Regions from separate parts of the Homo sapiens genome. Here regions 2 and 3 are each linked to region 1. Evidence: chromatin loops called from intact Hi-C (ENCODE). Cell type or tissue: PC-3. All regions are shown on one strand.

Region 1 (8,000 bases):
CCATGAAAGATGATTAAGATTATATATACTGGTAAGAAACGACTAGGGACAGAGAAAGAAATTCTGTGTAAAGTGATCTGCAAAAGCAAACGCATAAAGGCGAAAAAAGTAGGGAATTTGTGCAGAAAATTGTAAGTAGCTGAATTTAGAACAAACAAAACTCCAGATACACTGACTCTCATTTAATCTTCAAACATGCCATGCCCTTTTCTAATTCTCAACTTTGAATACTATCTCTTCTTGGAATGTCCTCATCCAGCCCCATAATACATGGTAAACATGGATTACTTCTTCAGGAAAGCAACTGCCTAGCAATCAGATCTGGTAAATGTGGATGACCCTAACTACATCATCGTCTTATCATGGAACTTCTTTATATCTCTGTTATGGCAATTACCGATCCATACTGTAACACAGTATCTTTTTCCATGCCCATCTCACTGATTAGACATCGTCTAGACTAGACTAGAGTATGAGCTTCTTGAGAGCAAAGACCATGACTTATTCTAACAAAGTGGCTGATATATGCATTATTCTAAAAACAGGAGTGGAAGAAGTATAGGAAAAAAGGAACGAGAAAAATTCTGTAAATTTCCTTGCATGTATTTAACAAACTTTGACAGGTAGTGCAGAACCAGAATATGTCACTGGCTAAGAGAAAAATGTAGCGGCAGACTCTCTAAGGCTGTGTCCTGTCCCACAGAGTAGCTACTAGCAACATGTGGCTGCTGAGAACTTAAAATATAGCTAGTTCACATTCAGATGTGCTTTAAGTGTAAAACACACATATTTCAAAGACTTAGTATGAAAAAATGTGAAGTATCTGAATAAATTTTATATTGATTACATGTTGAAATTATGTTTTTGATATACTGGGTTAAATAAAATGTATTCCTGAAATTATCCTCACCTGTGTTTCTTATTACTTTTCTAATGTGACTACTAAAAAATTTTAAATTACACATGTGGCTTATATTACATTTCTATTGGACAGTGCTACTTTCAGAATTTGAACCTAAAAGATTAGAAAAACTGAAATTGTAATATACTATAGAGGACCAAGAGCTAGAGCTGGTTTTACTGAAATGAAAAAGTTTGACTCCAAAAATGAGCTTGATTGAAGGAGTCCAATAAATAAAAATGCAGATCCAGAAATCAGAAAAGTCTGTGATGGAAATACAGAGTTAGAAAATCTCTTTAGAAATTAGATAGTTGGAATTTTGGAAAAGCAGGTGAATCCCCAGAGAAAATTTCAGATCCCACAGCTTAGAAAAGGGGAGGAAGAGATAGCAGGTGATTTTTTTTTTCCTCAAAGGATAGGATAGGAGGGGCTGGTATCCCACGAAGAATCTCTGAAATCATTTCCCACAGAAATATGATGCTAATTGTGTTATAATTTAGGGATATTCTCAATATATGTGAGGTTGAAAATAATAGGGACCTAAATATATTAGAAAATATTTTTTCCAAGGAAAGTACATTCCAAACTCCAAACAGGTAACTCTTTACCTTTTTTATTTGTAAACAAACAAGCTTGCAAGTTAGCTTCTGTCATAACTAAGTACATAGATAGGTTCAGACATGCAAAACTTTATTATTGCTGCTCTAATAGAGAAAAAAAGTGGTTATGCACACCTCCCCCTCTAATAATAATGAAATTTACATACTGTACTCAGCCACTGGAACTAATACTTGAAAAGAGCCCCCAAAATATAGTTCAAGTTCAAAATCCATGTATCTTCCACATCTCTTATTTTTACCAAAACACAAGCAATCTGGAGCTGTTATAAGCAAAAGACTGTTTTAACAAAACTCAATTTCTTCAAAATAGAGCTATGTACATACAAAATGAACATACCATTTTAAATTATAAAATACATTTTCCTCTCATTTAGGAGATTTAATAGAGAACTGTTTGTATTCCCAGTGATATTATAAAGCAGGTAATCGAGAAGGGCAAGCTGACTACTATTCTTATGTGTTCAGACAGAGCTCAACTTATTGGACAAAGGCTTATCTTATCTTTTGTAGATGAGAGTTCTAGGATATCCCATGACCTTCCCTAATATTACAAACCTTAGCATTATAAAATTATTTTACTTTTCCCAGAATAAAATTAGAAAGCCAGATACTCTGCCAAATAGGTTTTTTAATTGGAAATTTTAGCACTCTTGATTTATTTGTCAAGAATCTCTGGACTTACAGTGTAGCTGAGAACATAGGTATACAGTAATTACAATGTAGGTGAGACCCTAACCTGTCATGGTGCTTCACAGGGAGGGTGACTTTTACCTAAGGAGAGATCACAGGAGGTGGCATCTACATTGGGACTTGAGTAAATAAGGTAAATATTTAAGAATTAGTGAATAGTCCAGTTTGGTTAGAATTTAAGGCATGTGGAAAGAAGTAGCAGAAAATAAGAATGGAAAAGTAAGTTGGATCCAGAGTGTGGAGAGCCTTGAATGGCAGGCTGAGAAGGAAGACTGGGCTGGACTGGGTGAGCATCAGGAACCAGAGAAAGTTTCTGAACAATTTATCAGAAGTATATCTTGGGCAGACTGAAATCTCAGAACAGTGAGGTGGATATAACTGTATAGCAGTGGCATAGCAGCAGGGATGGTAAAAGCAGCAAGAAGTAGAGGAAGTCCGAGCAATGGTGTGATGTGCCTGCTTTCTAAGAAATAATGCACAGGGCTGTTTTCAAAAAAAGGAAACACATGTGCACATGTTGTTTTTTCCCTAAGATCATGAGGCCTCCTCTTGAGCAACTAGCCTAGCCTGTAAGGAGGAAAACAGTTTTTATCATGTAAGTACGGAAATCTGCTTTTTCCTGAATGGATTCTGGGCTGGACAGCCTGAAGACAGCCATCTGCTCGCAGCAACAGCAGCAGCAGCATGCTTGCTTATATGCATACAATCTTCCTTTGCACTGCTGGTTGGCTCAGCTCAAGTTGCCCACCCTAGGATTACTTTAACATATGCAGTAAAAGTCACATTCTTCTACTCATTGAATCAAGGCTGGAAAGCTTGAGAAGAAACATTCAATCACTGACAAAATAAAGTGGAAAAGGAATCCAAAGGAGGGAAGGAAAGAAATAAGACAGCAGAGAAAGGGATGGGAGCAACGGAAACCAAGAATGAAGCAGGAAGACAAGACATGAGGGAGGAGGAGGAACTGATCATAACCATTACACCTATGTTCACTTAAAAGTAATTGTTATTTAGAGTAAAACTTTATTTCCAAAAACTGTGTGGATGTGGAGGCGGTAACAAGGTTAATTATGTCTCATAATTAGTAATTAAGATTATATAACAAAGCCTTTGGCAATGTTCTATTCTAATGATGGAGGGCCAACATCAGAGAAATATAATAGTGCATTAGCATAACCACATATGCAAAGTACACAAAACCATTTCCAAAGTTAACTTGTCATTGAATGATTAAATATGAATTCATAATTAGAAAAATCCACACTGTAATTTATTGGCTCTCCTGACTGTTCTGGTTCATTAAAAGTTGATTACTAAACAGTGACCTCTAGTGGCCCATAATTTTCCAATGCTATATTGTTTCTCTTAAAGAGTCAGCATAGATTTGAAGAACCTATTTACCCTAAATAAGGCAATTACTTTGAAGATGTTAATATTCCTTTTCATTATAAAGGGAAATATTCCTTTTTCCTATACTTAGCTCCTTAAAGTATATTCTGGCAAATACAAAATGCCAAAAAGCTCTCCTGCTTCTACCCAAGTGTCACACATTCATTAACAAATTATGATCGAGCACCTATTTGTGAAACCGTGGGGCTGGGTGTTTGGGGTATTTTATTAATAATTAGAAACTGACTTCACTAATTCTTTACTATCCAATAAGAAATGAAATCAACATTAATACAATTGTCATGCTACTATCTATTCACTGCCTATACACACGGGACACACTGAAAACATACTTGATTTTAAAATTCAAAGACACCAACAATTTCTGATTCAATGCATACCAAATTACTAAGGTTTATCTTAAAAGGCAATAGATTAACAACTGTAAAAAACAAATCCAGCTCATCTCTTAAATTTTTCTTAAAGAGATTTCTATAACAATGACCTTTCGGAAGAAATTACTTCTACAGCACATTTGTGAACTTTCCAAGCATCATTTCTCTCTTTTTTTTTTTTTTGAGATGGAGTTTCGCTCTTGTTGCCCAGGCTGAAGGGCAGTGGCATGATTTCGGCTCACCACAACCTCCGCCTCCCGGGTTCAAGCAATTCTCCTACCTCATCCTCCCAGGTAGCTGGGATTACAGGCATGCGCCACCACACCTGACTTATTTTTTATTTTTAGTGGAGATGGGGTTTCTCCATGTTGGCCATGCTGGTCTTGAACTCCTGACCTCAGGTGATCTGCCGACCTCGGCCTCCCAAAGTGCTGGGATTACCGGCATGAGCCACTGTGCCTGGCCAAGCATCATTTCTCTCTTAAAATGAATACAAATCTTTTTAAAAGACCCATATCCTTGTAATAATAATTTATGTTAAATTTAAACCCAATTTAAAAATCCATAAATATATTTGTTTTTATTACTTGCAACCCAGGTACACTCATTATGAAAACAAGGTTTCAGAAAGGCTCGCAATATAAAGAGAAGACTTTGGGTGTGTTATTAAAAGGATTATATATCCCTTCATCCCCCCAAATCAGTCAAGATAATCATCCTCGTTCCCTAAAGTAGTGGCAATGCTGTAGCATCCTTTAAGAATGTAGGTAAGCCTCCAAAAAAATTTGAGATGTAAATAAAAGAAACAAATATACTTCCCTGATGTACCATTGCTGCAGAACACATGGGTGTGGAGTGCCAATTGTTTCTGTAATGATTTAATATAGTAGCTGGATAATGAGTTGTACCTTCTGCAACAACTGAATCACCATTTAATGCTATTATCAACAGTTCATGACCCACCAGCAAGAAATGTCAACCTGATTAATCTAAACACTGCTGACCTCAAAAAAAACCTTACTCCTCACAGAATACTGTTATTAGCATCCATTGTTCATTAGAATGAACATATATAAATCAAATCATTAAATAGTTTAGAGAGTTCAGTATGCTAATTTTGCTAAGTGAGAGTTAATAGGGTTCTGAAAATGTGGAGCTGAAGACATTACTTAAGCATGAATATTTGTTAAAACTAAGAGAATCTTTTTTTTGAAGATACATTATTTTATAAGTTCAATATGTCAATGAAAATATTTGTTTTCTTAGTATTGTACATTAGGGTTACAGTAAGATTTCATTTTGGTTCTAAAGTTCAATGTTTAGATTTTTTTTTTTTTTGAGACAGTTTCGCTTTGTTGCGCAAGCTGGAGTGCAGTGGCACGATCTCAGCTCACTGCAACCTCCGCCTCCCAGGTTCAAGCAATTCTCATGCCTCAGACTCCTGATAGCTGAGATTACAGGCGCCCACCACCACACCTGGCTGATTTTTTTTGTATTTTAGTAGAGACAGGGTTTCACCATGTTGCCTAGGCTAGTCTCAAACTCCGGAACTCAGGCAATCCGCCTGTCTCGGCCTCCTGAAGTGCCAGGATTACAGATGTGAGCCACCGCGCCCAGCCAAATTCTTACTTCTTAACATAAATTTCAAAAATAACCAGATTATATTTAGAGCGCATATTGGACACTGATTTTTACTAAAAATAAAACCACATTTTTTTTTGTTGTTACAATAAGCTAGGTCTTCAGTACCCACAAAAGTAGTCAAACTCTGCTTCCTTGCACCTGAGTTGAGAGGTTAGGACTCTAAGAAAAGCAGGTGCAAGCAGGCAGAACAAGTCAAGATTCTCTATAACTGAATACTACACTTCTTAAAAAATAATCAGACTCTATATGGTAACCAGAAAGATTTAACCTAAAATTAACAGTAAGAAAATAATCAGACAAATCAAGAATGAGGAACATTTCATAAAATAACTGGTCTAGACTCCAGAAATGTCAAGATAGATTATTTTTATTTTTAAAGGGAGGGCATGGGAACTGTTTTAGATTAAAGAAAGATGAAGAAACAAAACAACTAAATGTAACATATGAACTTTTATTAGATGCTGGATCAAAGAAAATTAGAAAATCCAGTTATTTGGGGGACAACTGAGAAAATTTGAATATGGGTTATATATTAGATGGCACTGAATCAAAGTCAAATTTCTTGGGTGTGATAGTAGTTTTGGAGTTATGTCCCTATTCTCAGACGATATATACTAAAAGTATTTAAGGCTGAATGGTTCCACCAAAAACAAAAATTATGTGGCACGGGGCTGAAGGGGGCAAGAGAGAACACATAAATTGAAATTTAAAATATAACAAATAATTACATAGCAGAGCACTGATACCACACATAAAGAGAATCTCTATACACCCATTATTTAGAAATGTTTCATGAATTCTATTTTTACTGTGTCTTCCAAAAGGGCAGAAAGTGAAGGAGGAAAAACTTTGGTCCCAAATACCAATGAAGGTAGTTATCTTTTGATTTACAAAAACAGATATTTTATTGAAACATCTGAGTCAAATTTCTATAAACTGAATACTTAACCATTACTTCGTATTATTACATTGCTGAGTTACTCTGTATCTCCACTTTAACAAGCAGGTTTACTTATGTGCTTTCTGTCTCTAGTGGCTCTGAGTTTGCCCTGGCAATAGCTTTCCAAGTAAATGACTAACCACATTAATGGTGTTTGTTCTGGGGTATCCACCACAACATTACGTTTAGAAATGACCTAGCTGAGTTCTATTTTAGGGTTGTCCTACAAATAAAAACACAGCCACCAAAAAAGCAGCGAGGTATCTTTACCATAATACCATTTGACTCACATTAGTAAGAACTGCAGGATTCATGGACTGGTTCTATAACCTACTGCCATGCTACTAAGTTATAGCCCAAGAAAATCCATAGTACTTGCTCCCATACAAAAACCGCACTGCATGTATTTCAAAATACATGAGAGTCTGTTTGAACAGCCACACTTCTACAAATTAGGATTAAGGGAAAAGAGATATAGAACTAAATTAAAATACATGTGGCTGTTTTCTACGATTTTTCATGAAACACAGGTGTCAAGGAAACAAACATGTTTCCCCTGATTTTAATGAAAGAAATGCAATCAATTATATTGAGACTATACTAGGCATTTCTCAATACAAGAATCATGCCCAGATTCACTTCAGTGAGAAAAAGTGATGGAGCAGGCAGTTGAACTCAGGTCTTCCAAGTAGCAGTAATGAGTAAAATGAACAGTTCTGGATTTGTACAGATCTATTCACTTGTGAAACTGCCACCAGAGAAATTCATTTGAAAAGCAAAGCTTAACCACTTAGAAATCAGAAAAATCTCAGTTCCCAATAACAACAACAACAACAAAAATCCAGATAACTAGGACTGTGTGCATAAAAATGCTAGGAAAAGTTTTCAGGTGAGGATAGTTACAGTAAATCAGCAGAAAACTCTTTAAATGAACATTGTAAGATGAACAGTTTAGCTCCAATTTGATCATAAAACACAAGGAAAGATTATTTATTAAGCTCTTCAGAGCTTGTACTGCAATTTATATCTTTTTTACCAGAAAGATTCATTTGTTCATTTATCCATTCACTCATCTATCCATTAAACACAAGACTGAGTGCCTACTATTGGATTATGTATTGTTACAGGCATTGAGAATACAGCAATGAGCAAGAGAACAAATCTTTGGTCTGTGGAGTTTACATTCTAGCAGAGTGGTTCTCAATCTCAACTACCTATTAAGGAACAACTCCTAGAAATTGATTTAATGGGGAAGAAGGTAAGAGAGGTGGAGATCAAAGCAGAAGTAGAAAGGCTGACTTCAGAGACCACTGCTGCTTGGCCAATTCTAACAGGAGGATAGGCAGAGTACATGCATACAAATGCATGCAGGTTAAGGGGTAGGCGATCATGTGGAAGTTCTTTCACGACTGTGTCTATTC
Region 2 (8,000 bases), 230 kb before region 1:
GGTGTTCTTCATTGATAGCATTCCCACACATATAAGGATATGTGGATCTCAGACGTGTAACCACTCCATTTTGGTTTTACCTCTTTGTTACTCTCTCCCTGAAATATGGTTTACATTGCATCCTTTTATATTACTGTATTTCACAAGGAAGACATAGTAGAACATTTTTCTCAGCATGACTGTAAATCCTAATTGTTTTTGAGCCTGGCTCATCTTAGGTGTCATTGTGGGGACTCCATGAGTTACCACAAACATCTTTGTGATGTTAATAGATGATACAGCTTGATATGTCAGTATAAGAATTTTCTCCATCATAAGATTTAGAATTAAAAGGGGTTTTCAAGACTATATATATTATCCAAGCTTTCAACTAATAGGTTTCTAACCATTTTATTATGCTGATCTCCAGATTTATAATCATGTATTGTTATTAATTTATGAGATGATTTTATGTATGGTCTTTCAGGTGCTTTTTATTTGTGAAAATAAAAATAAGTATATTTTTAGGAAAGCTGGAGCACCTAATGGATATAATAATATCCTACAGTTGTTAGGCAATTTAAGATCTTTTCAGCTGATTGTAGCATAACTTTAAATGGCCTTAAATTGAGATACGTATCCAACTTGTTCACCTGGACAAATTTTCTGTTAGATGCTTGGCTGTAAGTAGCAGGAAACTCCAACTCAACTGTTTTAAACAATAAGGGAATTTTCTTTTCTTCTGTAACAAGAAGTCCCGGGGCATGGTGGCTCTAGGGTTGATTAATCCATCAGCTTTTCATCAGGGACCTGGCTTCCCACCATCTCTGTCATTCTCAGTGGATCAGCTTCTTCCTGAGGCTAGCTCTTCTCATGGTCATGAGATGATGCTACTCATTAAAAGAAGAGGGAGGGTCAGCTGGGCGCAATGGCTCACGCCTGTAATCCCAGCACTTTGGGAGGCTGAGGCAGGCGGATCACTTAAGGTCAGGAGTTCAAGACCAGCCTGGCCAACCTGGTGAAACCCCATCTCTCCTAAAAATAGAAAAAATAGTTGGGCATGGTGGCGTGTGCCTGTAATCCCAGCTACTCGGGAGGCTGAGGCAGGAGAATCACTTGAACCTGGGAGGCGGAGGTTGTAGTGAGCCAAGATCATGCCGCTGCACTCCAGCCTGGGCAACAGAGCAAGACTCCGTCTCAAAAAAAAAAAAAAAAAAAAAGAAGAAGAAGAAGAAGAAGAGGGAATGTTTCGTAATGTGCTTCTCTTTAAAACTAAGGAAACTTTCCTGAGAAGGCCTCTGGTAGTCTCTCTTGCATTTCACTGGCCAGAATTGTGTTGCAGCCTCCTTCCTAAACCAGTCACTGATAGAAGACAGCATTACCTTGCTTAGCTTGGTCTATTCAGGCTTTACTATGAATGACATAGAGAAAGGGAGGTCTCCAAACAAAATCAGGGCTCTCTCAGGAAAGAAAGGCAGAGGGGATAACTATTGGGCAGACCACCAGTCAGGTTAGCTTCCATCGCCCACACTGTTTGTCTTGGGATAACCAGAGTAAACGAGCAGCGGCTCTTAAAACACTTTCTGTAATGTCTAAAGAAACACAACCCATAAAAGGTTTAGCAATGACAAACTACTGTGTTATGACTTTAAAATGGTTACTGAGCATCACGCAGTGTTCAACATTGCTACTGTGAAGTTTGGTATGGTAAGGAGAGAGGCAGATTTGGAGAGAGAAGACCTAAATGTGTTCCTGGACTTCAACGATTACCTGTTTGACCTTAAGTAATGAATCAGCTTTTCTGGATCTTAGTTTTATCATCTGTAAAATAGAGATTTGTCTACCTCAGAATTTGCTGTGAGGATTCAATACAATGTGATGCAAAGGAAAGTGCGTTGTAAATTACTAAGTGGTTCATACATGAGGGAGATTTAATTAAATTAATGAATTTTAATTGGTAAATAAAAGTTGTATGCATTTATGGTGTGCAACATGACATTCAAAATATGTATACATTGTGGAATGGCTAAATCAAGCCGATTAACATATCCATGGCTTCACATACTTATTTATTTGTGGTGAGAACACTTAAAATCTATTCTCTTTCCAATTTTCAAGTGTATAGTACATTGTTATTAACTATAGTCACCCTGTGGTATAGAGATGTTTTGAAAGAGGAGCAATAATGTGCCATTTATCCAAGCAAAAATCTCCACACCAGTCTTGGCAGTAGACCTGCAGAGGCTCTAAGGGAAAACAGCTGGAAGGATTACAGCTAATGAGCAGGCTTTTCAATGAAACAAAGCTGATTTAGTAACAACCCAAACAAAGTTAGTCTCTTCAGGCATTTTTTTTTTAAGTTAATAAGTTCAGGAGGGAGTTTAGATGTGCAAATGTGGTTACCTGGGCTTAAAGGTGATCAGGTGAACAGGAGTATATTGGTTCTAATTAAGGAGCACTTGACTTGTATTTTAACATAGTTAAAGCTGAAATCCAAAGCGCTTCATTTCTACAGCAGGCTTGCCTCTTCATTATAGCAAAATCTTCACTCAGTTCTGTTACCTCATTAGAAAGCTTAGTCATCTATACAACATTCTCACTCACTCACACCTGCATATTTCCTATACCTCCAAATGGCCTACCAGGAAAATATCTTTTTTCCTAATTAATAAGTTACTGTGATCTCAGTTTCTCTTCCCACGCCCTCAGCACTTCAGAGCTTGAATTATTCATTTCCAGCCTCAGTGCTGGGCTCCAGCTGCTCATATTGAAGAAGGCTCTGTTGACCTTGAGCTTGAGAATTTGTATGTGTTATAATACAGATGTCATTAAAATATAAAATTTACCTGCTGAGAACAACATTATACTATTTATGAAACCATATAATTTCAATAACTAAACTCAGCAAGATTTTATTGCTCTTTCCACCTGCAATCACAGAAGTGCTGACTCATCACTTGAGAACCACAGCTCACCAATGCGCAGCTTCACTAAAAATCTGCAATGAGTCTTATTTTTTCATCATCTCTATGTAACCTTTTTTTTTGTGGCAGTTATACAGCCCCCTTCTAAAAGGTTATAATTAATTAAAGGCTCAAATTAACACCAGGAAAACTTTCATGTCACAAAATCTTCAGTGCCTCCGTGGTTAGAAAGAGCTATATTTTTAATACCATGATGATAAATTAAAATTCAGGAATGTCTTTAAAATTTTTTATAGGTATTTTAACAGTCAATTTCACCTTCTCTGAAGATAGACTAAAAGGAGCCTTCTTTGATGTACTGAATTTCCTTATCTCCCACTCTGGCTTATTTATTTTACTTTATGTTATATACAGATACACACACATGCACAATTTTCTTCGAGATATCAGTCCTTTTTGATCAGAATGCTTAAGTAATTTTGTAATTCTCTTAAGGGTCTTTAGACATAGTCATATGACCATTTATAGTGCATTTCATCTTGATCCCCTCCTCCCAAAAATTGAGGGGAAATAAAGGCTTGCCTCATGGAAATGGACAAATAATTTACCCAATTCCATTTTCACTTTGAACCACAGTTGATATCAATATAGTTAAAAGTGAGATGAAGGTATGAGAACAGCAGAAAACATTAATTGTACGTACACGGGATACCGCTCTGTTTATGTGTCACCAACAATTGCAGAAGCATGGCAATGGCCTGTGAAGTGTCCTCCCGACTCCAACTGTGGTACGAGTGTGTGCACAGAAAGTGAACATTCTTAGAATTCACAATCGCTAATGCCATTCTTATCTGTAGAAGTATTACATCATTTACACATTTTTACTAAGCTGTTAGCCTCAATCATGCCCCGAAGCAGTTATTTCCACAGGTTAATGATGTATTATATAAAGAACGATTTCCTTTTTATTCTTGGAGGATTTGCCTTTTAATTTCATTTAGCAACCATTTTGTCTTACATGATGGAATGTTGTAGGCTTAAATTAACTCTCCAAAGATTGAAAAAAATCGATGTCTGTTAGCTGCGCTTTGAACTATACTTAAACCTTACAAATGGAATTTTCTATTTTCTTTTAAAGGGGAGGATTATAAAGAATATTTGATTATTTTGGTAAAAACAGGCTTCCCTTAGTAAAAGAGATAGTATGTTATGAATGACGTTTATAACCTAATATTATTTAGATAAGGTGGAAAAAAAGCCCCCCCAAACCCAGCAGGACCTCAATGATGGAAGCAAATCTGGAAAATAAGGAAATCTGATAAAACATAAGCCCACCATTTTTGCCTTGTGGTGTGGGTGTTGTCCTTACCTGCTGGAAAACACTGGCAAGTCTGTTCAGTGAGAGGCAGCCGAAGAAGGCTAGCAAATAGATTTATTAATCATTTCAGGAAAAATGAAGAATGCCTTTAAAGACAACACCCTCTTCTTGGCTTCACAGAATCTTTTTAGGTTTTACTGTTAATAAGATTAAACAGGAGATGAGCAGTAAAGATATTGAAGCAGAGTTTTTTTTATAAGAAAAAGTACACATTAAGAATCGGGCTCCCCCACCACTTAGCTCAGCACTGTGTCCACATTCTTCTATTCAGATTTTTTTATTGCTGTTTGCTTAGGGGAAAAAGTCCCTGTTGAAAGAATGCGGGCCGGAGTACATTAGTCACCTTTCCAGTGCTGTTTCTGTGGGACGGGGCCACGTATCCCTCCCAACTCTGTAAGTTCTCTGCTAGTCAGGGCTGGAGACTGCTGCTGGCAGAAACCCAATCTTCTCCTTGCAAATAAAGGAGCCATCTGACAACGCTGTATTTGTTGGGGCCTCTTCTGAACCAATCAGAGACTGCCCTTGACCGACGGGAGGAGGAGAAGTTTATAATAGGATCAGTTTTGTTTGCAATTTGTTTCTAATAGATGCCAATAAGCCAGTTAACTAGGCTCCGGTTAATGGACATTTTATTGTTCCCCCCCTCCCGCCATGGTGCACATGACCTTTCCTTAGAAGCATTTGTGATGCCTGAAAACATGTATCTGCTGCCTGGTAGCCAGAGGGCTTGCTCTGCTCTAGAAAACTTGTTCCCTAGCCCCGAGCTGCAGACCAGACCCAAATACTTTGATCATTCTGTCAGTGGGAAATTTAGAGCAACATTCGGGCTTTTGTTCCATGTGTATTTCTCCAAATGTAATATCTCCCTCAAGAAATCAATGATAAGCTGTTAAACTAAAGAGCATGGTAACATCCACAGAGCAGTAAATTAATGGTCTTTCGTGGATAGATGGTTACAGATTTCATCATAAAAAATGGATAAAAGATTACATATCACACAGAGCGAAACTTTTAATAACTCAACATGACTTTTCTTAATGGGTTTTATTCATTTTAATCATTATAGTGTCAATGATGATTATAGCCTTATTAGATTGTAGTGATTGAAGGGCCTGTTTATGAGATATTGAAAATCTCAGCCTGCTCAGAATAGCCTGGCGGCCTGTGTGGGTTTGATGTGTAACTTTATCTGAAGGAGCAGGGCTTGTCAGGAGACTTTCAATTAATACTTTTACTAAATTGCTCCTGTCTTTAGTGACCTAGGTCACAGATGACTTAGGGATTCCACAACATCAGCTTTCCCAAACAGTTGGGCTACAGCAGTGTAAATCAAAAGAGGTTGTGAGTGTGTGTGTTTAAACGAAGGTAGGACTAGGAAAGGCCTCAAGTGAAGTGGCTTGAGTCCTTCTGTCTCACTTCGCAGCCAGGAGAGTCCTCTTTCTGCCTTACGATGCCTCACGAGAAAGGAGTTCTAATAACGGGATAAAAAGTTGGCCTCAAGAATCTGGAAGTTTCTCCGTTTTTCCCTCCATGTCTGGGCACATGATTAAAATAAAAATCAAGACTCCATTCATGATTAATAAGGTGCTATTTCAGAGAAATGCCCCAAAACCCAGTCATCCTAAAAAAGTTATTATAATAAAGGTGTCAATGTTCCTAAATTCAAAATAATAATAATAATAAAACCTACAGATGAATACCTTCAGTGGGACCAAGATTATAATGCCATCTATTTGATATCCTGATTTAGTATTGATTCTTTAGAATATCTATTTCCATTACAAATAAGTGTCACCTAAAAGTTATTCCAAATGTTTCACTATAATGGATGTCATCTGTAATAGGCCTTTGAGAAGCAGTGTGGTGTGTCATGGTGTTACAGGAGACCTGGGTATAAATTTGGGCTACTTCCTTTACCAGCAGTATGTTTTGGGACAGGTGACTTGAATTGTCATAGCCTCCATTTCTTCATCAGTAGAAATGGGAATAATGATAATACCCATTTTACCTGTCTCCTTTGTAGGGTGACTAACAGAATCAAATGAGTTCACATTTGTGCTGAAAAAACTCTGTTTTCAAGTGAATCTTTAGAATGTCACTAAGATCCAGGAGCCAGGTGATGTGGCTTTTAAAAATACAGGGTTCAGTGTTAGATAGAAAATATCAAGTGATTTGATGAAAATCTGGAAAAGTCAAATTCAATTGAAGTCTAAGTGATTAGGTCCCAAATATTTGAGAATAGAATAATAAAAGTCAAAAGGAATCTAGCAGAGCTTTTTTTTTTTTTTTTGCTTTTTTAGTAGGGAGAAGTGGATATTTGAATGTAAAAAGATAGTGCAAGCCAGTAGGAATGGCTTGGGAAATGCCATACTGTATGGACAAGTGGTCTGTCTCCGTCTGTCAGATGGGCATAGCTGAGAATCAATCTCAGTCCAGACCTTAGCACAGGAGAAGGGAGATAATCACGGGTGGGGGAAGCCCTGGAATTCAGAAGGGAAGAGAAAGGGAAAGAAATGGGGGTAGAGGAAGGACAGTGGCTTACGCCCAAGCTGGAGAAAACGCACAAAATTAAAGGGAACCAAGGGTTGGAGAGGGGGGCAGCTGGTAAGTGGGAACTGAATGGAGTCCATCTATGACAAGGAAGCACACAGCAGGGAGGAGGTGCGGTAGGGAAAGAACATGACCATGACCTTGGGATCCCACAACCCTGGTCCAGTCTTTTTCTACCACCCTCACGATGGCCCCCCAGCTGCCAGCCCCACTCAGTATCCACTCACCACTAAGGACATGCCCTGTGGAGTCAGTCACATTTATATCTGCTTGGGGTAGATATAATCTATGGAGTGGTTGCAGATACTCAGATAATCTCAAAATTTAATTCCCTCGGTCCACAGACTTCTATTCTTGATCTACACACTCTCCCTGGGATAGTCAAGGCTAAGCTTCTCTACACAGCCTTTCAGTCCCCCAACTTTCTCCCTGGGTCCAGACATAACTTTCTAACTGCCTTGCTGGTCATCTTTGCTTAGACATATCCTGAACCTACCTTGTTCTCATCAAACCTGTTCCTCCTCCTGAGTTCCATACCTTGGTTAATTACACATCCACTGGCCCAGGTCACCAATTTTTGAGTCATCTTCCACTCTGTGTGCTTTACTCCCCAAATCCAATCAATCACTAAGCCCTGTCAATTCTAATTCCTTAGTGCGCTGGTTTTAAAATATATCCACAAATTCTTTGACCCTTCTCCTATTGATAGGTGCGTCTGTATTTCTTCCCCTGGAAACTAGACTTTTATGACTGTTTTGACTAATAGAATTTGGCGAAAGTGAAACCATGTAACTTCCAAGAGGCGACTTAGCCTCCACCTTGCTCCTTGGAACGCTTGTGCCTTGGAGCCACGAGGCTTCCATGTTGTAGAGAAGCCCAAACCAGCACATGTGGTGAAACCACATAGAGAGGCCCCGGGACTACATGAAGAGAGAGAGATGGTTGGCTAGGTCCCAGCTACTCTGCCCCTCTGCTGACTACCTGGCTTCAACCATCATTTGACTACTACTATGATAGACCCTGCCTAGAAAACCACCTAACTGAATGGTCCCCAAGTTTCTGACCACAGAGATAATGAGATATGATAAAATGATGGTTAATTGTTTTAAGCTACTAAGTTCTGGGGAAAATGTAACATAGCAAAAGTAACTGGAACATTTACCATCCAT
Region 3 (8,000 bases), 140 kb before region 1:
ATTCCCAAAGCTCCAGTGAGTGTTAGTTTGGGGCCTTTCTTCTTCTGCCCTGGAGAACAGAAGGGAGGCCTGGAGCAGTGGGCCATAGGGAAGTTTCCTTTCTTACTCCAAGAAGTGCAGTCAGCTGCGCCTGCCAGGAAGCTGTTAGGATGGGAACTTTATCTTCGGGGAGTGCTTATACCTTTCTAGCTGTGGATACAACTGTACACAGGAGGAAAGAGTCAAGTGTAACTCCCTATGAAAGAAAAAAAATTTAAAGATAAGAACTAAGAGATGGATACTGAATTGTTCCTAGATACATATTTTAAACTCTTGCTTTCATAAAACCAGTCTCTAAAATGACATTTAATAAGGGAAGACAGCTGCCTTAGAGGGCCAGAGGCTTGGGCTTTGGTGCCATTTCTGCTGTTTACTGCTGTGTGCCTTTAGAAAGGCCACTTAACCCAGTAGAGTGACCAGCTCATCCTGATTTTTATGCTGAAAGTCCCATGTGCCTGGAAACCCCTCAGTCCCAGGCAAATCAAGGTGGGCCTTGCTGGGTCTCCCTTTACTCACTGATAAAATATGCAAGTTGGATTAGTTTTTTTTTTTTTTTTTTTTTGAGACAAAGTCTTGCTCTGTCACCCAGGCTGGAGTATAATGACGTGATCTCAGCTCACTGTAACCTCCGCCTCCCAGGCTCAAGTGATTCTCCTGCCTTGGCCTCCCAAGTAGCTGGGATTACAGGCACCTGCCACTACCACCCGGCTAATTTTTGTATTTTTAGTAGAGACAGGGTTTCACCATGTTGGCCAGGCTGGTCTCGAACTCCTGACCTCAAATGATCCACCAGCCTCGGCCTCCCAAACTGCTGGGATTACAAGTGTGAGCCACCACACCTAGCCAGATTAGATTGTTTCTTAAGTCCCTGTTAGCTGCAGAAAAAACTGATTACCTTAAATTGTTCTATTATTTTGTTTATTTACATATAATGGACTATTTTTACTAAAGGATTTGGGGCAGCTTATAGAGAATAAGCAGTATAAAATAGAAAATAGATTTTAAAAAGCAGGGCCAGTAAAAACATATAGAATAGAAGAACAAGGCCAAGGTTCAAGCTGAAGCAGAGAGATGCTGGACATTGATCCAATAACTATTACAATTGAGTGGCAAATCTGGCTCTGAGCTTCCTGGCAGTCAAAGCAAAAAAACAAAACAAAACAAAAAGCCTAATCTATAATATGATTCATTGTGCATGAGGAAAAGTATTAATTTCTCAGGGGAATAAAAGATTTTCCTGGGATTTGGTCTGAAAGAAATTTTACACATGCATCTTTATATAGAGGATATTGAATTGGTTCAGAAACACTGACTTAACAACGTCTTAACAGTAAATGCAATAATGACCTCACATGGCTGTTTATTGGGAGTCCTTCAATGTAAACAGAGGAGAGTACACCAGAGCAAACTCCGTGCAAATAATCCCAGAGTCTGCCAAAATAATATTGTACAAGATGATATTTTTGGCTTGAAAAAGAGAAAATCTACGTAACTTAGAACACTTGGTATGCTGCATGGCCATCAAATAATCCTCTACAGATTAGTATCTTTCAGCCAGACATTTCCTTGGGATTATAAAAGGGTTACAAAGCAGGGAAGAAAAGGGTAAAACTGTACCTCAGATAGAACCACACTAGGAGTTCATTGGCAATGGCCCTTGCTGGAGGTTGCCCCTGGATCTCTTTCCTCACACCCCGGCCCCTCCCACTCCAACCTCCATGTGGCAGGTCCTCTTTCTTCTCCCCGATGGAGTCCCTTCCTCTTTCCCACAGATCAAATAAAATGTCAGTGCATATGGTGTAGATATCTTCGTATCACTGTCCCAAACTGTTTATCATGAAACCTCCAATTTAGAATTTGATTTGGGTTTTGTCTTTAAATAACAAATGTCTGTTGAAGTGTTTCATCCTAATTAAGAGCTCAAACTTCCAAGAGGGAATTCAGATCTCCACCTGGAACTACAGATGGAATTTTAAGGCCTTGGGTGGTGCTCCAGAGTCCAGGTCAAAGCCTTTGAAAATGAAAACATTTTCCCCCAAGTGCTTATGGAACCCACCATTCCCTGGGTAATGTGGCTGGGGTTGTTGGAAGAGATCTTTCTTTATTTTCCACGGCAAATGCCAACATCTCTGAACTTTTCTTTGTTATATCCATAACACAGATGTAAAGACAGAGAGAAATTAAGAAATTAGATCCAGGTGAAGGTAAATGAACATCTGGCAGAAGCAGGGTCCTTTTTAAATTAATTTTTTTGGGGGGGGTTTATTTTGTTTTTATTATTATTATAAAGTCAACACATGCTTACAATAAAAACTCAAATAAAAAAGAGTAAAAAGTAATACTTCCTTTCCCTTCAGACCTACTTCCCAGAGGAGATAGGAAAGATGCACAGCTTGCATATTTTTCTAGATATGTTCTATTGAGCCATATTTCTGATCAAAGATGATCTGTCAAGGATCTGGAAGCTGACTTAACAAATAACTTGCTATTTTTTCAAAAAAAAGTACAAGATACTGATTGAGCATAAAAGTCATGGTTCTTAACTGAATCTCAAATCAGAGCGAGTACCTTATCATTTGGTCAGTGTTTTTCATAACTAAGACCCTTACTCACCTAACATAGGCTACCTACCATAGGTAGCCTAGTATGACAACAGGGAAAATGTTGCAGAAGAAACACATGTGTCTGGAGCAGTTAGCAAACACAAAGGTTCATTAGGGATCCTGTGAAACTCAGCAGCATATTTTACCATCATCTACAGAAATTTAGATATCCTAAGATATAACTTGAGACACCGTGGCATGAGATGGTAGATCTGTTAGATTAAGATCCTTTAAGATGGTGGGATTCTGCAGGTGGTCATATAGTTCTAAAACTGATTCACCGTTAAGGTTACTGAGTGTTGGAAACTAGAGCATAAGTGGTACCAAATTCAGGAAGAAGAAGTAACAATTTGTCTGACTTCCTTGACTCTTGCCTTATTTTTTATTTTTATGAGTCCTTTTAAGGGAATCAAAGTTTCCCTTTCTAATAAAATATAAGTAATCTCAAGTTAACAGTAATAATGAGAAAAGTAAATAATGCAGTTTAAAACTTTTAGCATATGTACACATGCAATAAAAAACACCAGAGACATGTCTCTGCCTTTCAATTTCTTTATCTGTAAAATGGAAAGAACTTTCCTCATTGTGCTTGCCTGAACTAACAGATTACTGTGAAAAACTTTTGAAACTGTCAACACCATTTGTATTAGTTATCTATTGCTGTGTAACAAAATTACCATATATGTGGTGACTCAAAACTAGACAATCATTTATTATCCTCTGCAGTTTTTGTGGGTCAAGAATTCAGACAGGCCCAGCAGGGATTTCTTGTCTCTGCTTCTCACTGTTAATGGTTTTGGCTGGAAAACTCAAAGCTTCAGAACTGGAAGCATGTGAAGGCTCTTCACTCACATGTCTGGCAACTGATGCTGACTGTTGACTGAAGGTCTAACTGGGACTGTGGATTAGAACACCCACATGTGGCTTCTCCATGTGGCCTGGGCTTCCCTAAAACATGGTAGCTGGGTTCCAAAGGCAAGTGTCCTGAAAGAGCCAAGTGGGAGCTATATCCTATGAGAGGTCACATAGCATTGCTTCCACCATATTCCATTGGTCAGGGTAGTCACACCAAGATTTGAAGAGAGGAGACAGACTCCCATCTCTTGGTGAAGAAGTGCCAGGCATCTTGCAAAAAGAGCGTATGGGATAGAAGAACCTTATAGATATTGCGATTTCTGGAAAATACAATCTGGTACACTATTCAATGGAGAAAGGGTTATTGTTAGTGGTAATATTAATGCTAGGAAGGTTTTTTAGACATGATTATTAACACTCCTCTTTTGTCAGATCTTGGACTATCTCTATGTGCAAAACAGTGAAATAGGTAAGGCTTGTTTTCAAAGATGTGCCCCTGCCCCTAGCCTTCTACTTCACTCTTATATTTATTCTTCCTCTCTCCCAGGGGTTCATCTTTCCATAACACTTCCCAGATTCCCAAGCTCCAGACATTTCTATTTTTCTACCTCCCATGCAAACTCAACCTTTGCTGTCCCCATCCACCAAGGCCTCAAGAGATCTCACTTTCAACCCCACTTGCTAAAGTAAAAATGGTTTATGAGCCATCTCAGAGACAGAACTAATTTCTACAGCATCAGGGCTTTGTGAAAGCAATGTCATATGCCAACACATATCTTGGGGGACCAGTAAAGCCAGTAAGGTTCTTGCACTGTAAAGGAATTTGCTCCTTGCTTCAGAAGAGCCAAAGCATGTCCTTGATAGACACCAGAATGTTACCTCTTGTTATCTGTGGAATTATGGGTGACTTTTACTTTATCCATTCATATTTTCAATCTTTTATAAGTTTTCCACAAAGAATGTGTATTGATTTTGTCATTTGGAAACAAAGCTATTTTTTAACAGCTTTATTGAGATATAATTCACAGACCATACAATTCGCACACTTAAAGTGTACAATTCAGTGGCTTTTAGTGTATTTACAGAGGCGTGCATCCATCACCACAATCAACTTTAGAAACATTTTTATTACCTCCCAAAGAAACCTCACACCCCTTAGCTGTCCCCCTTAACTCCTCATCCCCCATTTTCTGTCTCTATGGATTTGCCTGTTCTGTACCTTTCATGTAAAAGGAATCATATAATATGTGGTCTTTTGTGACTGGTTTCTTTCACATAGCATAAGGCTTTTCAAGGTTTTATGGATTATAGAATGTATCAGTATTTCTTTCTTTTTATTGCTGAATAGCATCTCATCATATGGGTATATCACATTTCATTTATCCATTCACCAGTTGAGAGATGTGCCAAATCTTTACCCCTGGAAGTGAGTCATAGGAGCCAGAATTTCTCTTCCCCAAAGTGAGTCATAGAACCTAGAACTCCTCTCCCCAAAGCAAGCCATAAAACCTAGGATGATCACTCTCCCTCTTCCCTTCTTCCTTGAAGACTCTCATCCCAGAAGGATCTTGCCCAATCCTCAAGGAAGGAATGCTACACAGAGAGGCCAAGAAGGATTTGAACAGACAGGTCTTGCTGGGTTCCCCCTCTCCATCTATTACTATTAGATCATACCCTTTTAATCTAATCATATTTCTGCATGGCCATCCATTCTTCATTAAACCTAAGCATAAACATACAAAATTTTCCCTGGTTTTTGGATCTTTATTTCTGAAGGCTCCTATGTCACGTAAAACTTTGATTAAATAAGCTATTATGCTGTTGTCTTGTTAACCCAACTCCTGCTATAGGCGTGTTGGTTGTGATTCTTATGATGGGTGAGGAAAGGTACCACACCTTTCCACCCCTACAGGGACATCTGAGTGGTTTCTGTTTTTTGCCTATTATACATACTACTACTGCTGTGGACATTCGTTTATAATTTTGTGACTGGACACACATTTTCATTTCTCTTATATATACACATGTGAATGGAATTGTTAGACTATGTGGTAGCTGTTTAACCATGTGAGGAACTATAGGGCTGTTCTTCAAAGTTGGTGTACCATTTTACATTCCTACCAGCAGTGCCTGAGTGTTCTAATTTTCTCTACATCCTCCCCAACACTAAATTATTACCTGTCTTTGCGTCTAGCCATCCTACTGGGGTGTATCACATTGTGGTTTTGATTTGTATTTCTCTAACTGCTAGTGATGTTGAGCATCTTTTCATGGGCTTGTTGGCCATTTGTGTATCTTCTTAGGAGAAATGTTGATTCAAATTCATTGCCAATCTTTCAACTGGATTGTCTTTTTATTACAGTAGTCCCCCCTTATCCACGGGGGATATGTTCCAAGACCTCCAGTGGATGCCTGAAACTGAAAAGAGTACCAAACCTTATATATACTTTGCTTTTTCCTATGCATACATACCTGTGTTAAAGTTTAATTTATAAATTAGGCACAGTAAGAGATTCACAATAACTAATAATAAATGGAACAATTATAAAAATATGCCAGCATCACTACGATTGCACTTTGGAGCCACTATTTAGTAAAACAAAGGTTACTTGAACACAAGCACTGCAATATTATGACAGTTGATCTGATAATTAGGAAGGTTCCTAAGTGACTAATGGGTGGGTAGAGGATACAGCGTGGATGTGCTGGACAAAGGGATGCTTCACTTACCCGGTGAGGTGAAGCGGGGTGGCATGAGATTTCATCACACTGCTCAGAATGGCCTGCAATTTAAAACTTATTAATTGCCTATTTCTGGAATTTTCTATTTAATATTTTCAGCCCATGGTTGACTGTGGGTAGCTAAAACTGCAGAAAGCAAAACCATGGACAAGGAGGAACTACTGTATAGAATTGTAATTGATCTTTATATATTCTAGATACAAATCCTTTACCAGATGTGTGATTTACCAAATTTTCTATAGATTGTCTTTTCACTTTCTTGATGGTGTCTTTTGGAGCATAAAAGTTGTAATTTTGATGAAGTCCAGCTCATTTGTTTTTTTCTTGTCCATGTGCTTCGATGTCATATATATGTAAAAAAATCATTGCTTAATCCAAGGTCACAAAGATTTACCCCTATATTTCTTCTCAGATTTTTATACTTTCAGCTCTTACACTTAAGTTTTTGATCAATTTTGAGTTAATTTTTGTATATGCTGTGAGGTAGGGGTTCAACTTCATTCTTTTGCATGTGGATATCCAATTTTCCAGCATTATTTGTTGAAGAGACTATTTTTTCCCCATGGAATTGTTTTGACACCTTTGTCAAGAAAATCAATTGACTAGAAATTCAGGGGATTATTTCTGGTCTCTCAATTTTTATTTACTGATCTATATGTCTATCCTGAGAGAATAACTCACTGTCTTGATTATTGTAGCTTTGTAGTGAGTTTTGAAGTTGGGATATGTGATACTCCAAGTTTTTCTTTACTTGCAAGGTTGTTTTGACAGAAGACATACAAATGGCCAACAGACATATGAAAAAATGCTCAATATCACTAATCATCAGAGAAATGCAGATCAAAACCACAATGGATATCACCTCACCCCAGTTGGAATGGTTGTTATCAAAAAAGACAAAAAATAACAAGAGCTACTGTAGAGAAAATGGAATTGTTAGACACCATTGGTGGAAATGTATTATGGAAAGCCATTATGGAAAATAGTATGGAAGTTACTCAAAATATTAAAAATAGAACTACTATATGATCCAGCAATCCCATTACTGGGTATATATCCAAAGAAAAGGAAGTCAGTATATCAAAGAGATAGCACTCCAATATTTACTACAGCACTATTCACAATATCCAAGATATGAAATAACTTGTGTCCATCTACTGATGAATGGATAAAGGAAATTTTATACACACACACACACAGAAATACTATTCAGCCATAAAACAGAATGAAATACTGTCACTGGCTAGGTGCAGTGGCTCATACCTACAATCCCAGCACTTTGGGAGGCCGAGGCAGGAAGATCACTTAAGCCTGGGAGCTGGAGACCAGCCTGGGCAACATAGTGAAACCTCATCTCTACTAAAATTAAAAATTAAAAAAAAATAGCCAAATGTTGTGGCATGCACCTGGAGTCTCCAGCTACTTGGAAAGCCGAGGTAGGAGGATCGCCTGAGCCCAGGAGTTTCAGGCTGCAGTGAGCCATGATTGGACCACTGCATTCCAGCCTGGGCAACAGAGTGAGACCCTGTCTCAAAAAATAAAAATAAAAGAAAGGGAGGGAGGGAGGGAGGGAGAAAGGAAAGAAGGAAGGAAGGGAGGGAGGGAAAGACATTCTGTCATTTGCAGCAACATGAGTGAACCTGGAAGACATTAGGTTAAGTGAAATAAGACTGGCACAGAAAGATAAAGATAAACACACTCTCATTCTTGTGTGGAATCTAAAATCATTGATCTCATAGAAATAGAGAGTAGAACAGCGGT

The links. Peaks named below come from ENCODE experiments on the same cell type or tissue, not always from the same donor. Only the 100,000 strongest peaks of a DNase experiment are listed, where the experiment ranks them.
Region 2: a loop joins it to region 1, with 6 times the contacts of the local background. A loop is called at or near these places in 2 of 110 quality-filtered maps.
Region 3: a loop joins it to region 1, with 2.8 times the contacts of the local background. A loop is called at or near these places in 3 of 110 quality-filtered maps.

What each region holds. Positions count from the first base shown.
Region 1 is chr7:27,573,003-27,581,002 of GRCh38, forward strand. The region is part of intron 4 of HIBADH (3-hydroxyisobutyrate dehydrogenase); the gene reads right to left. Among named protein-coding and RNA genes, the nearest start is that of TSL, 39 kb to the right of the region's middle. In PC-3, a CTCF peak has its summit at 3,546 (motif pointing left); a DNase peak (open chromatin) is centred at 3,539; H3K27ac peaks cover 392 bases.
Region 2 is chr7:27,342,438-27,350,437 of GRCh38, forward strand. LOC107986733 (a long non-coding RNA gene) reads right to left here and starts at 4,333. Exons shown (of 3, transcript XR_001745009.1): 1 at 4,273-4,333. In PC-3, no CTCF peak of the experiment used is centred here; DNase peaks (open chromatin) are centred at 4,674 and 7,374; H3K4me3 peaks cover 2,121 bases; H3K27ac peaks cover 2,499 bases.
Region 3 is chr7:27,437,670-27,445,669 of GRCh38, forward strand. No RefSeq gene overlaps it. Among named protein-coding and RNA genes, the nearest start is that of TSL, 170 kb to the right of the region's middle. In PC-3, no CTCF peak of the experiment used is centred here; a DNase peak (open chromatin) is centred at 4,982; H3K27ac peaks cover 1,533 bases.